2 separate regions of the Homo sapiens genome follow, and region 1 is linked to region 2. The links are chromatin loops, found by intact Hi-C in ENCODE. Cell type or tissue: B cell. All regions are shown on one strand.

The links. Hi-C counts contacts between places; a loop is a spot of excess contacts. Peaks named below come from ENCODE experiments on the same cell type or tissue, not always from the same donor. Only the 100,000 strongest peaks of a DNase experiment are listed, where the experiment ranks them.
Region 1: a loop joins it to region 2, with 30 times the contacts of the local background. A loop is called at or near these places in 19 of 110 quality-filtered maps.

Annotation. Positions count from the first base shown.
Region 1 is chr1:109,772,111-109,780,110 of GRCh38, reverse strand. It overlaps LOC124904258 (a long non-coding RNA gene), which reads right to left. Exons shown (of 2, transcript XR_007066303.1): 2 at 4,683-5,039. Among named protein-coding and RNA genes, the nearest start is that of EPS8L3, 12 kb to the right of the region's middle. RefSeq lists enhancers at 2,910-3,204, 7,710-8,000. In B cell, CTCF peaks have their summits at 2,889, 3,102 (motif pointing left) and 6,279 (motif pointing right); DNase peaks (open chromatin) are centred at 3,090 and 6,260; H3K27me3 peaks cover 797 bases.
Region 2 is chr1:110,008,174-110,016,173 of GRCh38, reverse strand. It overlaps AHCYL1 (adenosylhomocysteinase like 1), which reads right to left. Exons shown (of 17, transcript NM_006621.7): 2 at 7,029-7,140; 3 at 4,817-4,960; 4 at 3,712-3,812; 5 at 3,175-3,277; 6 at 1,317-1,411; 7 at 643-749. Among named protein-coding and RNA genes, the nearest start is that of STRIP1, 22 kb to the left of the region's middle. RefSeq lists an enhancer at 3,681-3,730. In B cell, CTCF peaks have their summits at 4,202 and 4,401 (motif pointing right); a DNase peak (open chromatin) is centred at 4,303; H3K4me3 peaks cover 1,392 bases; H3K27ac peaks cover 4,574 bases.

The DNA.
Region 1 (8,000 bases), 240 kb after region 2:
AACAGGGCAATACCTAATAGAGCCATGGGGGTGGGCCAACACCAAGATCCCAGACCATAGACCCACCAGCGTGCAATTCCAGCCTGAGAGAGCCACAGGCACCCAACTACAACCTGTGAGAGATGGAACATAGGCAGTGCCCAGCAAAGCTATGGGGGCAGGGCCACCTGGAGCTCTGAGGGCCCAACCCCTACCCCAGTGTCCAGAGGGCAGAGCATCAGCCAGAGAGTATTCTCCAGCCTTGAGATTTCATGTTGTTTGCCCTGTTGGGTTTTGGATTTGGTTGGGACCTGGTATCCCTTCTTTCCTTCCTATTGCTCCCTTTCGGAATGGGAATGTCTATCCTCCACCCATCTCCCCCATTGTATTTTGAGTGCACATAACTTGCTTGATTTCACAGGTTCATAGCTGGAGACAAATACCTTGAGTCTCACTTATATCTGTTTTATTTGATAGTTACATGAGACTTTGGATTTAAACTTTAAAGTTGATGCTAGAATGAGTAAGACATTTGGGACTATTGAAATGAAATCAATATACTTTTCATGTGAGAAGGACATAAATTTTGGTGGGCCAGGGCAGAAGGCTATGGTCTGAATGTTTGTGTCTCCCCAAAATTCATATGTTAAAACCTTAACCCCCCATCCTGGCTAACACGGTGAAACCCCGTCTCTATTAGCCGGGTGTGGTGGCGGGCACCTGTAGTCCCAGCTACTCGGGAGGCTGAGGCAGGAGAATGGCGGGAACCCGTGAGGCGGAGCTTGCAGTGAGCTGAGATCACACCACTGCACTCCAGCCTGGGAGACACAGCAAGACTCCGTCTCAAAAAAAAAAAAAAAAAACCTTAACCCCAAGGCGATGGTATTAGGGATGGGACCTTTGTGAGGTGAGTAAGTGCTCTGATAAAATGGATTAGTGCCCTTATAAAAGAGATGCCAGAGAGCTGTGTTGCCCTTCTACCATGTGAGGACACAGTGAGAAGGTGCCTTCTATGAATTAGACAGTAAGCCCCCACCAGACTCCAGATCTACAGGTACCTTCATTTTGGACCTCCCAGCCTCCAGAACTGTGAGAAACAAATTTCTGTTGTTTGTATACTTCCCAGTCTATGCTATTTCGCTATAGCAGCCTGAACAGACTAACGCAGGGACCACTGGAAGATGTGGGAATGGCTTTACTGAGACCAGGAAGGGAGGTGGTTCAGAGGAGGGGAGCCCTGGAGGAGCAGGCCTCTCTTCCATCTGGAAGAGGTCCGTTCGTGGCAGGAGGTCTGCCCTCTCAGCTACTCCATCCCACCCAGACAGAGGAGACAAATGGAGACTGGGAAAAGAAGCCAAACTTTGTTTTTATTTATGTATTTGTTTTAGAGACAGGGTCTTTTGCTGTCCCCCAGGCTGGAGTGCAGTGGCATGATCACAGCTCACTGCAGCCTCAAACTCCTGGGCTCAAGCAATCCTCCCACCTCACCCTCCTGAGTAGCTGGGACTACAAGCATGCGCCACCATGTCCGGCTAATTTTTTTTCTTTTTGTAGATACAGGGTCTCACTTTGTTGCCCAGGCTGGTCTCAAACTCTTGACCTCAAACAATCCTCCTGCCTCAGCCTCCCAAAATGCTGGGATTATAGGTGTAAGCCATTGCACCTGGCCGGAAGCCAACCTTTAAATACCAGCACAAGGCTTGCAAGGGCAGGTTGATGCCCCCTGGGGATCTGGCCCAGGCCCTCCTCCTTTCACCCTATTTCAGGGCCCCTCCTTCTCTGTCTGCGACCCAGGCCCAGACAAAATCTATGACCCGCAAGAATGAAATTTGCACAAGAACTGCTTCCTAAAAGGAAAAGGAAAAGTGAAAAGGCAAATAGCTGTTTGAGAAAAGGTTTCTGACCAGAAGATCTTACAGTCTGGCCAGAGATGCTGGGGCCAAGGGTAGCGTCCCCTGGGAGAGAAGGACTTTGCTGGTCTTTGTGGCACCATCAGCCCTTCCCATCCACCCCTGCCATGCACACTCCTTAACTTCCATCTTACGGAGGCAGAGTGGAGTCACAGGGACCGGGACTAGCATTTCAGCTCCTATGCTCCTTACCGGGGCTCTCATGCCATTTCTCTGACCCTCAGATGCTTTATCTGTAAAGAGGGGATCATAGCACCTTAAGGGTTGATTTGAAAATTGGAAATAATATAAATATCATAGCACAATGTTTGTCATATAACAAGTGGTCATGGAAAAGCATATAGAACTGTATCCGTTCATTGATATTGTCTAAACACAGCCCCACTCCTGTGCCTTTGCTCATGCTGGTTCCTGAATGGAGATGCCCCTTCTTCTTCCCCATCTGGTAAAATCCTACCCATGTTTCAAGGCCTAGATCCAGTAGCAGCTTCGTCAAAGCTTCTGCAGTCCTCACTGTGCAGGGGTGTTCTCTCCTCTTCGGGGCGTCCACGGCACTGTGTTCATAGCACCTTCCAGCCATTGCCAGCTGAGTCACGGAGTTGTTTACTCTGCGGGCTGGGGACCCTGAGTGTAATGGTGCCTTGGCCTAATGCACTTCTGTCTTCATGTCCCTGTCCTTAGCACAGAAGCTGCTGAATAATGCTAGTCAAACACCCACATGCATACCTTGTCATCAGCCCGAAAACCTTCCCTCATCCTCTCCAGGGAAGGGACTGAGCAGAGGAAAGAGACTCTCTTTAGCCACATTCCTAGATTTGGTTTGATTCTAAAGGAGCTGGGGAGCCGGGAGGCCCAATTCAGACACCTCATGGGAACGAGGGTTCTTCTACTGGGAAGGAGAAGCTGGGGAAAGCAAAGACAAGGGGGCACAGTTGGAAAGCTGTGCTAGTGCCAGGGAGCCTAGGCCCAGGAAGGGTGGATGCTCACCCCAGGGCTGTCCAGGTCGGGTCACCAGACCACGCAGCTTCAATGGCCACAGACTAGCCAGCCTCCCCGGGTCCCCCATCTATGCACAGCTGGCCTGTTTCCTCTGTGCCTGGTGCTCCTCCCCACTCTCCAAGGGACACCCACCCCAGGTCTCTCCCTGGACACTGAGCCCTGACAGGAAGGCCTGGGCTAAGGGAACGTGAGCTTGTTCTGCCCCCTGCTGGCCATTGCAGGGAATGGCTCCTTAACTGGAAAGGCAGGGAAGAAGCAGCCAAGGGCTACCTGGCTGGCCCCATGGGATCCACCCCAGCCTCACAGTTCATCTTTCTGGTTCAAGTTCAAACTCTTTGGCCTAGCAAATTCCTCCAGGACCTGGTTCCAATGACTCTTTCCAAATTTATTTCCTACCACTCCATCCCAAAGCCTCAGGCCCAGGTAATCCAGCTGTTCTTTGTCCCTGTGTGTCCTGACCTCCAGCCTCTACAAAGGCCATCCCTCTTGCCAGCAATGCCCTTGCCTTTCCACTCTGCTTCAAGACTCAGTCCACCTCCTTGCTGACTGTGCAGCCCCGGCATCCTCACCTTTGTCCCCTGGCACTCATTGCCTAGAGCTCAATCTTGCCACCTGTGGCTTGTGCCCACCCTAGTCTCATCTGAAACTAAGCCAAAGGATGGCATCACATTGGAATGTGCACAAGCTCAGAGTTTCAGCACAGGCCCCAGAACACAGATGGTGCATAATCAGTGCTGGGCGGGAAAGGCGATCGCATTCCAGCACTCATGTTTCCATGCCATCCACCAGCCTTTGGGTAGTCTTCTTGCAGAGGCTGGCAGCGTCCCTTGGGAAGGGAAAAGGATGGTCTCTGTGTGGGTCTCTGACCAGCCTCCAGGCCCCTTGCCTTCCCACTACTGGTGTCCAGGAGTCACTAGTCTGCCAGGGAGAGGCAGGAAAGAGCGGAGAGTCCCCCTAATGTGCAGCCAGGTAGGAGAGAAATTTGTGACCAAGGGATGCTGACCCCTCCTCCAGGAGGTTTCCAGGCCACTGTCTCCATTCCCAGCCACTTCTGCCCTCCTAACTTCTGTTTCCTTTCTACCTTCTTCATTCATTTGTTTACTTGTTCACTGACTCAGCAATCACCTATTAGGTGCCAGGCACTGGCCTGACTGTGGGTATCCCACAAAAAAGACATAAAACCTGCTCAAAGTAACATCACTTAGTGGAAGAGAAAATTAAGGTATTCACCAATGTCTTACATTAAGGTTTTGGACAGAGATATAAGAAGAGGTGTGCTATCTCAGATCACAACCGCCAAACCAGCTGAGGGGTGAGGGGAGTCCAGGGAGCCTTCTAGAGGCAGAGATGTTTGAGGTGAGATGGCAGGGAAGATGAGGCTTTGGCCAAGCAAAGAAAGCAGGGAGGCCGACGCAGCAGCAAGGTGTGGAGAGGCAAAGTGCTGCAGGTGCCTTCAGGGAGCTTTGGGTTGTCTTTGTGTCTGGGTTTGCAGCAGAAGGGTGAGACCTGGTAACCAGCAGAGGCAGAGCTCAAATGCCATGTGCAAAGTCAAGGTGTATGATTTTCTTTTAAAGCATGGGAGCAACTGAAGGATTTATAAGCCAGGGAGTGACATGTGCAGATTGGAATTTTAGAAAACTCTGTTGGGCAGAGCTGGAGAGAGCTCAGAAGGGAGTATCCCCTGGAAAGGAGATGGCAGGAAAGGCTCGGGAGGGTGTGGGGGAATAAGGGGTAAAGGATTGTGGGGGGGGGGGTCTGAATTAAAGCAATAATAACAGAGAAGTAAAACTGTCAGCAGATTCTGGAGATTTAAGGAAGAAAAATAGAGGACTCAATGGCTGCATGTGGGAAGTGGATAGTGGGACCAAAGACTGAGATGGGGACACAGGGGAAGCGCGGTATTGTGGAGACAGCAACACCAGTCTGCAGCATGATGCACTTGAAATGTCTCAGGGACATTGGCCAAAGGTGGGCAAGAGATGGTCACGTGGCTGGATTCAAGATGCAGAGACAGGGTGCTGGAGGCATCAAACACAGGCATCTTCGGCTCCCAGACTGTAGCTGAAGCACTCGCTCAGGGGCAGTAGGCAAGGGAGAGAAGGGAGGTCAAGTGAAAGGTCCCATTCTTTTTAGGAGCTCCATGGCTATTCACTGAGGGTACAGAGACAAGAACAGATGAGAGGCAATGCAGTTAGTGAAAAGGCATTCACGTCAGAGGACATGGGCTCATGACAGCTCTTCTAGATACCTGACCATTTCTTTAAATCTCCAAGCCTCAGTTTCCCCATTCATGAAATGGACCTAATAATACCTACGTTGTAGTATTATTGAAAAGAGGCCGGGAACAGTGACTCATGCCTGTCATGCCAGCAGTTTGGGAGGCCAAGGCAGGAGGATCGTTTGAGGCCAGGAGTTCAAGACTAGCCTAGGCAACATAGCAAGATCCTGTCTCTACAAAAAAGTTTAAAATTAGCTGGGTGTGGTGGTACACCCTTCTAGTCCTAACTACTCAGGAAGCTGAGGTGGAAGGATCACTTGAGCCGTGATCACGTCACTGCACTCCAGCCTGGGTGACAGAGCAAGACGCCATCTCAAAAAAGAAAAGAAAAATAATAACCATAAAGCACATCACATAGCTCCTAGCAGAGAGCTAGTACCATGAACAGCAAGCACGGAGAAGCTACAAGTTTCCAGAATCTTCCAAGTCTGCCAGTGTCCCCACTGGAAGTCCCTTTGGACCTCTCTACCCATCAGTCATATTACCAGCTGGATGAGCAAATGCAGCCTGGACCTAGATGTCTGTGCAGCTCCCTTTCGCTTCCCCGAGTGGCACCGGCTGGGAGACCCCAGCTCTGTGGGCTCTGTCCTTCCCAGGCATGGTGTGGGTGGGTGGATGCCACAGCCCAGCCCTCCTGACGCCCCACCCTCCTGACCTCCTGCCTTGCCCTCAGGACCTTCCCTGGAACTGCAGCTTGCTGGGGGAAGGAAGTGCACAGCTGGAGCCCCTGCCCCTGCCCTGTGCCTGCATCCTGGCGGTGTCCTTCCCAACACTCCACCCAGTAGTCCCAGAGGGATGAGGTGGGCTGGAATGGAAAGTGAGGTTCAGAAGTCAGGGAGCCCATTAGAACCAAACTGCCCAGCTCCTCTCTGCAGCACATGGTTGGGGGGCAGGAGAGAGTGCCCCAATCTGGGACCCACACAGGCAAACTTCAAAGAGGTCATCCAGTGAGGCGGCCACCCTTGGCCTCAGTTTCCTCATCTGTAAAACACCATGTTGGGCCAGGTCATCTCTGAGGTCCCTCCCACCCAGAGTGCAGTTCTACGTTGTCCTCTCCCGTCCTGACTGCGACTCACTATTTCCAGCAGAGGGAGCCGGCACCTCTCCGCAGACAGCCAGGAACCAGTGCCACTCGTCTGGCCAAGGATCTGGAAGCCTTAATAAATGTCTATGTGCTAGGCACGTGGCATGCTTAATGCAATGCCTGGCCAGGGCGTGCGTTCCATAAATAGAGGCCATGGTTGTCTCCATTTCATAGATGAGGAAACTGAGGTTCCAAGAGTTTAATTTGAACCCAGGGGCTCTGGCTCTGATGGTCTCTGGGCAGCTCCAGGAGGGCGTGATACCATCTCTAAATATCTGAAGGGCTTGCCGTCAGAGAGGGGCACATTGCAGGGACGCTCCAGGAATGCAGGTCTGAGCTTGGCCTAAGGAAGAATGTTCTAATGGTCAGAGCTGGCCAGTTGAGACAGGGCCTGCCTTGGCTGGCTGTGAGCACCCTGTCTGAGGGATGGCCTCAGGGAGTCGGGAATTGAGGGATGGTGGGTCTCTCTCGGCCCCGTCCAGTCCAGAGGGCCACATTCTGAGAGGACTGAAGGGCCAGACACAGTGGATGCCTGCCTTGAATCACAGAGGTCACCGTCCTCCCCATGGTCTCCCAGCTGCCCTGGGGCTGGAGAGTCCCGGCATTTTCTCTGAGGGCCTCTGGATCTCAGATCACTGGTGGAGGGGCGGTCCCCTACCCACTGTTCCACAGCTGCCTACATCCACTGGGGACAGTTCTGGAATTCTGGGTAGGCCTCTCAGGGCAAGATCTTTGGTGGCCTATGTTCTTCGCAGGGCGGGACCCCTTCAGCCTGATGGGAAGGTCTGCAGAGCCACAGGCCAAGCTCACCAGCTCCTTCTGGGAGCCCTTTGGTCTGTCTGCATAGGTGTCTATATGGACAAATATTCCTGGCACAGAATCCACTGAGGGGCAGAGTTGGGGAGGCCAGGGCTCCTGGCTCCAGCTGCTGCCCACTTTCAGGGAGAGCACTGTAGAGCAAGAGTCTCTGGAGTGGCACTGCCTGGCTGTGGCACAGCACACCCCCGGGGCACCCAGGAGGCTGGGTGGGGAGAGCAGGGGCAGCTGGAGGGATGACTTCTCAGGTTCAAGCTGGTCGGGTGGCAGCCTGGCACTGGTCACTTCTGGGTGACACTTAAGACAGGACATTGCCAACTGGAAGCGGGTAGAGCACGGGCTCCCATTAGAACCACTGGGAGATTATAAATATTTAGATTCTGGGGCTCCTTCCTGGAACTCCTAAATCAGACTCTCCATGGATAGAGTCTAGAACTTTACATTCTTAACCAGGCTTCCCAGGCAGTCCCATGGAGCCAGGCATTTGAGAAACTACTCTAGAGAGATGAAGATGCAGTGAGCCTGGGCAGCCTGCTATCCAGGGTGGCAGAAGAGCTGGGGAAAGCCTGCCTGGGGAAGAGGTGCCTCAGAGGGATCAGATCTATTCTGGGTGGCACAGGGATGGCTAGCAGCAGAGGAAGTCTTTACAGGGAGGTCGACTTTCAGGAGGCTGTTTATGGAGCCCCTCCCCTGCTCCAGACATGTGACCAAGTTGTCTTATATAAACCATGCAGTCATCATCATCCCTTTTGACAAAGGATGAACTCGAAGTTCAGAGAACTCAGGTTCCAAGGCCACATGGCTAAGAGCCAGAGATAGGATTCACACCCAGTGTTCCTGACGCTGAACCACTTCCTCTGTGCGATGGAGAGCCCCCTCCATGGCCCGCATTGCTGGGGAGGTGATGAGCTTCTGGTCCCTAGCAGGGTTCCTC
Region 2 (8,000 bases):
TTCTTTTCATTTTCTTCTCCCTTTACCCCTTTTTTGGAAGAAAAAAAAAAGCCTTTCAATTGAAGAAATGTACTTCTCTTCCCTTTATAGGGAGTGTTATTTCCTTTGATCAGCATTTTTCAATAGAAACCCATGCCTACTTCTGATAAACAAAGACTATCAATGATTCTGATATGGTTCCGTGTGTGTGTGAGTAAGCATGCGCAATGTGCCCCCAAGAAACACTCTTTCAGATATCTTTTCAGTATTCCAACAAGCCAAGAATATTTTGCCCAGTTTTACTTTTTGTAGTGTGTATAACATGTAGTTTTACAATAGGATTGTTTTTCATATTTCAAATATAAAATGATAATACAATATTGAATACAGTTTTTCAAGATACATTTATTCCCTACCCGCCCCTCAACACTAGTTGAGAATCACTCAATGGAGTAAATGGGAGAGAAAAATGTATGAACTAGAACCTGAAATAACTTCCTTCTAGGATCAACTTGATTTTTCAAAAGTAAAAACTCAAAATTTTATCTAATGAAGATATTCCCATTTAGTTATAAGTCTGAAACACAGTCCTAAAGCCTAACAGAGACCAGGAGAGTTTGCTGAGGCAAGGACACAAGGGGCAGCTACTCCAGAATCTGTTACCTGTGAACACCAGTCACGCTCTCTTCCACAATGCCTCGGATCTTCTTAAACACGTTTGGATACTTCTTATAAACCCAGTGGGTTAAGTCTCCCCCATCATCCAGGATCTATAGAACAGCCAGAAGACTTCTATGGGCATTCAGGCTGCTAGGGCTGGGGGGAACTTTGAACCCACTTTCTGTACTAGTAAGAGAGCCCTGTATGTTTTGGAAGAGTACTCCTCAGAGCTCCCTAGAGCAGGCTTAGAGAGTGGAAATACAGTCAAATTTGTTGGTGTAAAATGGTTAAAAGGATTCCTAGGTTTGCTTTAGGCTACAGTGATGAGTATTAAGCTAATCACAGACTCATTTTTAGTCTAGAGTCTTGAAATATATAGCCCCTTTGAATGCAAAAGGAGAACTGGGGCAGGAAGGAAAGAAAGCAGAATCCTACTCCAAAGAAGCACCACTATTTTGTTCTGGTGTGTTTGAGCCATGTGTTCAGCTAGTCTTACCCTTCCCCCACCTTTCCATTCAGTACTCAGACCCATTCTGAATAGGTATCAAGCTAAACACTTTAGCAACAAAGTCAGTGCATAAGACCAAACATCCAAAACATATTTAGGGAACCATGCTTTGAGGGAAAAAAAGGAAATAAATCTATTGTCAAAGTGTAGGATGTATATGCATTATTACCATGTTGGCCTGCCACCCATCCATGTTCACACAGCGGTCAATACACCACCAGAAGTCATCTTCTGACTCGCCCTTCCAAGCGAACACTGCAACTCCTGTAGAGACAGAAATGAATCAGCTGATTCCTCCTTTGAGGAGTGTCCTGTACCAAATCACTTTCTGAGATCCATGTGAAGAGAAAAAGGCAAAAGAAACAATTTCAGAAGGGAAAAAATTCAGAGCCAAAAGTCAAAGAATCACTTTTGGTTCAGAAATTAATTAGGTTAAGAAATTAAGGAATTTTTGCTTTAAAAGTAGTTTGGAACCTTAAAGTGTTCCTTTCTCTGGACTAATTTTATACTTAGAAGGAGATAAAATGAAGTGGGAATTAATAAAAGTTGTTAACTGGAGCATTATTGATATTAGTAAACATCTTGAAACAACCTAAATGTTCTCCATTAGGAAAATAGTGAGGTGAAATCACATAGCCATATGAATGACTATTACAAATGATGCTGTCAAAGTTTTCAGTGACATGGAAAACTACGTCTGAAAATATTGTATTTAGGTTATAAAACTGTATACATATTAGAATTTATGTAAAGTAGAAGAAAGGAAAAGGAAAAACATTAATCAAATACTCTATGTAGTGGGATTGTAGGGTTTTGGGGAACTTCCTAAATTTTTTGCAGTGAACACTTATCAGAAAAGAATAAACAAAAAAACCCAAAAGTATTATAAAGTTGCTTTCTGAGGATCTTAAAAAGATGAGAGGTCCGGCTGGGTGTGGTGTCTCACGCCTGTAATCCCAGCACTTTGGGAGGCCAAGGCAGGCAGATCACTTGAGGTCAGGAGTTCGAGACCAGCCTGGCCAACATGGTGAAACCCCATCTCTACTAAAAATACAAAAATTAGCTGGGTGTGGTGGCATGCCACTGCAATCCCAGCTACTCAGGAGGCTGAGGCATGAGAATCACTTGAACCCAGGAGGCAGGGGTTGCAGTGAGCCGAGACTGCGCCATTGCACTCCAGCCTGGGCAACAGAGTAAGACTCCATCTTAAGAAAAAAAAAAAAAGAAAGAAAGATGAGAGGTCCTCAAAGAAACTTCACGGTGATTTTCTTCTGAATATTTGAATAATAAAAATTATTATTATTGTTATTAATTTTTGAGATGGAGTTTCACTCTGTCGCCCAGGCTGCAGTGCAGTGGCATGATCTCGGCTCACTGCAGCCTCTGCCTCCCAGGTTCAAGTGGTTCTCCTACCTCAGCCTCCTGAGTAGCTGAGATTACAGGCGCACACCACCACTCCCGGCTAACTTTTGTATTTTTAGTAGAGGTGGGGTTTCACCATGTTGGCCAGACCGTTCTTGAACTCTTGGCCTCAAGTGATCTGCCCGCCTCGGCCTCCCAAAGTGCTGGGATTATAGGCGTGGGCCACCAGGCCTGGCCTGAATAATAAAAAATTATTTTACGTTTAATTAAACTCACAAATAGCTCATATATTTTCAATGCCATACTGAATACCAAATTATTTAATGCACTATCAATATGAAAGGTACTTCTTACTTGTGCTCTCTCACAAAATTGATGGCACTTATATAGTTTAACATTCTTCCTCGTTCAACTAACACTAGAACTGGGCATGACCCCATGCCATTAGATTATTTTCAAAGGCCATTTTTAATGACTACATAATATTCCACCATGGATATCCATCTTAATTTTATTATCCACTTTCTTCCTGTTGAGGTTTTTATCATGCACAATTTTATAGCCTCTAGACATATATGATATTGTAATGACAATTTTGATACAAAAAAGTTATATGTTTGGATAACTATTTTGGGGCAAAGTTGGTGGGAAAAAACCGAACTTACCAGCCTCAGCCAGTGCTGCAGCTACTTCATTCTGAGTTGAGTAGATGTTACAAGCAGACCAGCGGCACTGAGCCCCCAGGGCACAGAGTGTCTCAATCAACACCTGTGTAGAAGTGTAGGAAGACAGGGTGAGGAAGAGAAGGGCCACCCAGGAATGGAGAGCAAGCCTCATCAAGATAGCAATACCTATCAACTCTGCACCAACAGGTGCTACACTGGAAAGTTACAAAAGGGTGTACTCCAGCGAGGTGGTGCACTGGTATTTAACTTTGCATAAAACATAGGTTTCTAAAAGTCTTTATAACATTTTATAACAATCATATGTTTGCAAATCTAGACTTTCCTAGGTCAAGTTTGCTGAAAGTGGGTTTACATATTAAAAAAAAACCCAGAAAACCCCATTATTGTGTAACAGGGAGATCCTATTAATAGTTAGCATTTGGAGGTTGGCGAGTTAGGAAAGGAAAAGTGAAAAAAAAAAAATTGATTTCTTTCTTCCCCTTATCAGAAGTCCCTCTTTTCTTCCAACAAACTCACCGCTGTCTGGGCTGTGATGTGTGTACAGCCCACTATTTTAGCACCAGCCAAGGGCTTCTCCCCCTGAGCACGTTTCCTGAGTGAAATCAGAGCAGACATGTCTGTGAAAGAACAGAGGATTTGAGCTAGGTCTGCACTAGCAGTATCATCAGTTCCTGCCCCAGGGCTGGTCTGGATCTGTTGAGATATGGTGAGATGAGGCAGAAAAACTTTAAGCCTATTTCCATGACGACTGGCAGCTTCAACGGCACAGTAATAGTGGAGAGCAGTCATGCAACCACTTGGAGTTTCTCTCTTCCTCTACTGCTTCAGCTTTATACACAGAGGACTGAACAGAGAATGAAGTAAATCCTTAAAACTGATCAAAATGAAGGGTGAGTCTCATCATTCATTTGGGAAGAGAGGAAAATAGTTAAGGCATTGGCTAATAGATTCCTATATATAATCATCAGACCAGAAAGACTGTACCCTCAGCCGAAACCACTAACTTCTGTTTTTCTATGCTGTCTTACCATGTCCTGTCAGTCTGTTTGGTTTCTCTATTCTCTCTCAGTATAGAACATGCCTTCAATGTGTAAACAACACAAGAGTAAAGAGGACCTTACTGGGAGTGGCTGGGGTAGAGAAACCAAGATTTAACTGTCAGTCACTTTTACTCTGCTCCAGCAGAGGGTGCTCAGGACCAAACAAGACTCTAGGTCACCACATCCTTACCTTAAAACCCTTCCTCATCAGCTGCTTCTGGGCAATCTGGGTCTCTGCCATTGGCAGCTATAGTAAGATCCCATATAACCAACTACCACGTAGTGATCTAGGACTTGTCAATTCTGCCATGTAGATCTTTGAATACAGTGGTGGGGTGGGGCAAGGAGGAAAACAGAAACTACTCTGTGTGTAATCACCACATGCTGAGAACAGAAGGAAGAGAGAACAAAATCCCAAGACTTAAGTTCCATAGAGAGAGAAGTGTTTATCCGAAAGTCCATAATACTGTCTTTCTTCCCAGTACACTTTCAAGTCAGCTTTCAAGTCTTAAGTTGTTTGTGGATTCTGATGGCCAACAAGAGGGTTGTTTCTGGTCCCCTAACCCACTCCCTTTCTTTACCTTGCTCTGCAATCTCAATCTCCCGGCGTCCAAATTCTGCCTGCTTGATGTTCTTCACACAGAAATTGCTGCTGCCCTTGGAGTTGGTTTGCTGCTTCTCTCGGGGAGAAACCTCATCATCAGAGCTATCTGTGTAGGATGCAGCTAGAGCCAGGAAAGAAAAAAACAAGGATAGAAAAACCTCAGTGGTCCCCAACTCTACAGAGTGCAGTCCCCAAGGGACTTTCATTTAAGTTAAGGGAACACCCTTAATTGGAGCTACCTTTTACAACGCTCTCAGTTCTGCTCCTCTAGGTTCTAATAGGTGGTATGAATGAAACTGTTGTGGGTACTTCCATGTTGCAGCTCTTTCACCCACCCTAACAATACTGTGCTATTAGTGCCTATGACAAGGGACCACTGATTATAAACCTGCAGCTATAGTAATCCCAGATAATAGAGGTACTTGGTCCCATCTGGATTGGAACCAGACCTGGCAAAAACAGAAGAATAATTTAGGGCAGATAAGGAATGCTATTTCTATAGATCACTGGTTCTCAAATTCAAGCATCTATCAGGATCACATGGAAGGTTTGTTAAAACATATATTGCTAGACCCTGTGGCCAGTTTCCCATCTGGCAGGTATGGAGTGGCACCTAAGCATTAGTAGTTCCAACAAGTTACCAGGTGTTGCTGATGCTGCTAGTCAGAGGATCACACTTTGAGAACCATGGATATAGACAAAAGTGATAAGATAGTCTTACAAGGGATTTTACACTAAGTTGTGCTCAAGGAATAGAGAAAGAAAGAAATGGCACAAAAGGCAAACAGCTCTGGTTCTACTGATAGCCCTGGGAAAGTCTGTCAAAATGATCAACTTTAAAAAGTGGTTTCACATAAAAGCTAAAAATACCACTTATCTGACAGATATGCAAGAGGATATACAACAATCATTCCTTACCTCTCAAATCACTTCTTTCCTCTCTGAATTGAGTACTTTCCTCATCACGGTTTCTGCTAGTATACCTGGACTCTCTCACTGACTGACTTCTATGTACAGGTCCTCCTCCTGTCCAGCTAACACAAATACTACTAAAGATTATCTTCCCCACTATGACATTTTAACCATATCACTAAGCTTTTTAAAAGGCTCTAATACATTTCTGTAACATGGCCGTCAAGATCTTTGAAGACTTTTTAAAAGCCTTCTTCAGTCGTTTTATCGTTCTTCCTCTCATAACTCAATTTTTCACAATTAATTTTTCTTCTTTCTTGGCTACAGTTAGCCTGCTTGTCACACACCACTTTTTATCTGTCACTCCAGGATCATATATAACAGCTTTTCATTTATGTTAATCCTTAATGTTGATAATACAATGCAAAAGGTATTCTGGCAAAGGACAATGAATGGCTTTTGGTACAAATATCTCTGCTGACATTAATAGCAATCTGTAACCTCTTAATCTTTTAACAATGAGTCTTCAGTTAAACAATGACAAGGTTGTATTGGATGCCCCATTAGATGTCCCTAATGTTTTCTCCTGTATTCATCTGCCAAGATTCTATATTCTTTTCCATGCTAATTTTCTAATACATGCTCTATAGTTGGGAAAGACACAATACAAAACAGAAAAAGACTTTATTTACAGAGAGTTAAGACAGGAGGAGAGAACTAAAAAGAAACAGAGCTGGAGTTACATTACAGTAGTCTGAATCTTTCCTGCTCCAGAGTCTAACAGGGGAGGATATTCCAACAGAAAGAATAACCTAATAAATAAGAGAAGCCAAAATACTAATTTTATTGTTACAATCTAAGCAGTCTTGGAGACAAGAAAGAAAGAGATAGGTGACAGGGTATATTTTACACAAAGAAATCGTGCTTCAAAATGCACTTCTTTTTTAAGTCCAATTCTGTCAGCCAAAATAGCATTGATTTCTTCCTTTTGAAATGGGCGGATCAATGTGGGAATGGGAACTAGCCCAGTCCTACCAACTGGGCACTGGCCACAGACCACACACACAGACAGCCAGGGGGAAGAAAGTCTCGAGTCGACAAAAGCTTCCCCAGCTACTAGCTTGGCTGCAGAACATTCCCACTGCCCAGCCACTAACAGTTTTCAGCACAAAGGTGGGCAGTCATAACATGAGGTATTTTCAGATTGCTAAGTGAAGAGCACTGGTAGCAAACAGGGAAGAGAGATTAGAGAGGACATGGAGTTCATTCACACCTACCTGAACTGTAGCTGTCAGTGGAGGACTGTGAGATCGAGCGAGACAAAGATCTTCGGCCAGTTTTGGTGGGGAATTTGGTGAACTCCTGCATGTCATCAGCAAACTGGATTTGCTATACAAAAGGAAGACAAAAAGTTGAAAACTTATAAGGAAAATCCATGAAATGTTTTTTTTTTTAAGGATACATTGTCTTTCCCTAAAAGCCATGTAATCACATGGTTCCTACTAAGCCAGCAACTTTCCCACCAGAAATGGGGGAAGGCCGAGGCTACTCTCTGACTTCTCCCAACACGTCAATCACTGTCTCTTCCCAATTGTTTCTGCAGGATTTGGGAGGAGGGGCTAAGGTTAAGAACCAATTTCGTTTAGTATATGTTCAATTTTATAAATCTTTCTCACATTCCATCAAGTTTTTTTCCCCTCTTATAACCCTGACAGATTAAACTCTTTACCCTTCTTCCCAAATCTTTCAGAAAACAGAATCTCATAGTGCTACTGGGGTTTTTTGGTTTTTGTTTCAGAATATTCCCTTGTAGCACATTCCTAAAGTTGGCAAATGGTCTTGCTTTCTGAAAGAATTATGAAGAGATGCCTAGAAATGGTGATGGGCATTAGGGTGCCAATACTCAGAGCCCAACCATATGTCTATACTTCACAAAGCCAATGTAATATCTCTAGAACCTCCTATCCTATTAAAAATTTAAAATACCAGAATATAATGATAAAAAGAAAATTAAAAACCCACATACACTATAGTAAATTCTAACTCATTAGGACTAATCTGAAGGAAGGAGAAAATAATGACTTGGTAAACTTTGTATTAAAAACTTCCTTAAATGGGCCAGGTACAGTGGCTCACGCCTGTAATCCCAACACTTTGGGTAGATCACGAGGTCAGGAGATGGAGACCAGCCTGGCCAAGACGGTGAAGCCCCGTCTCTACTAAAAATACAAAAATTAGCTGGGCTTGGT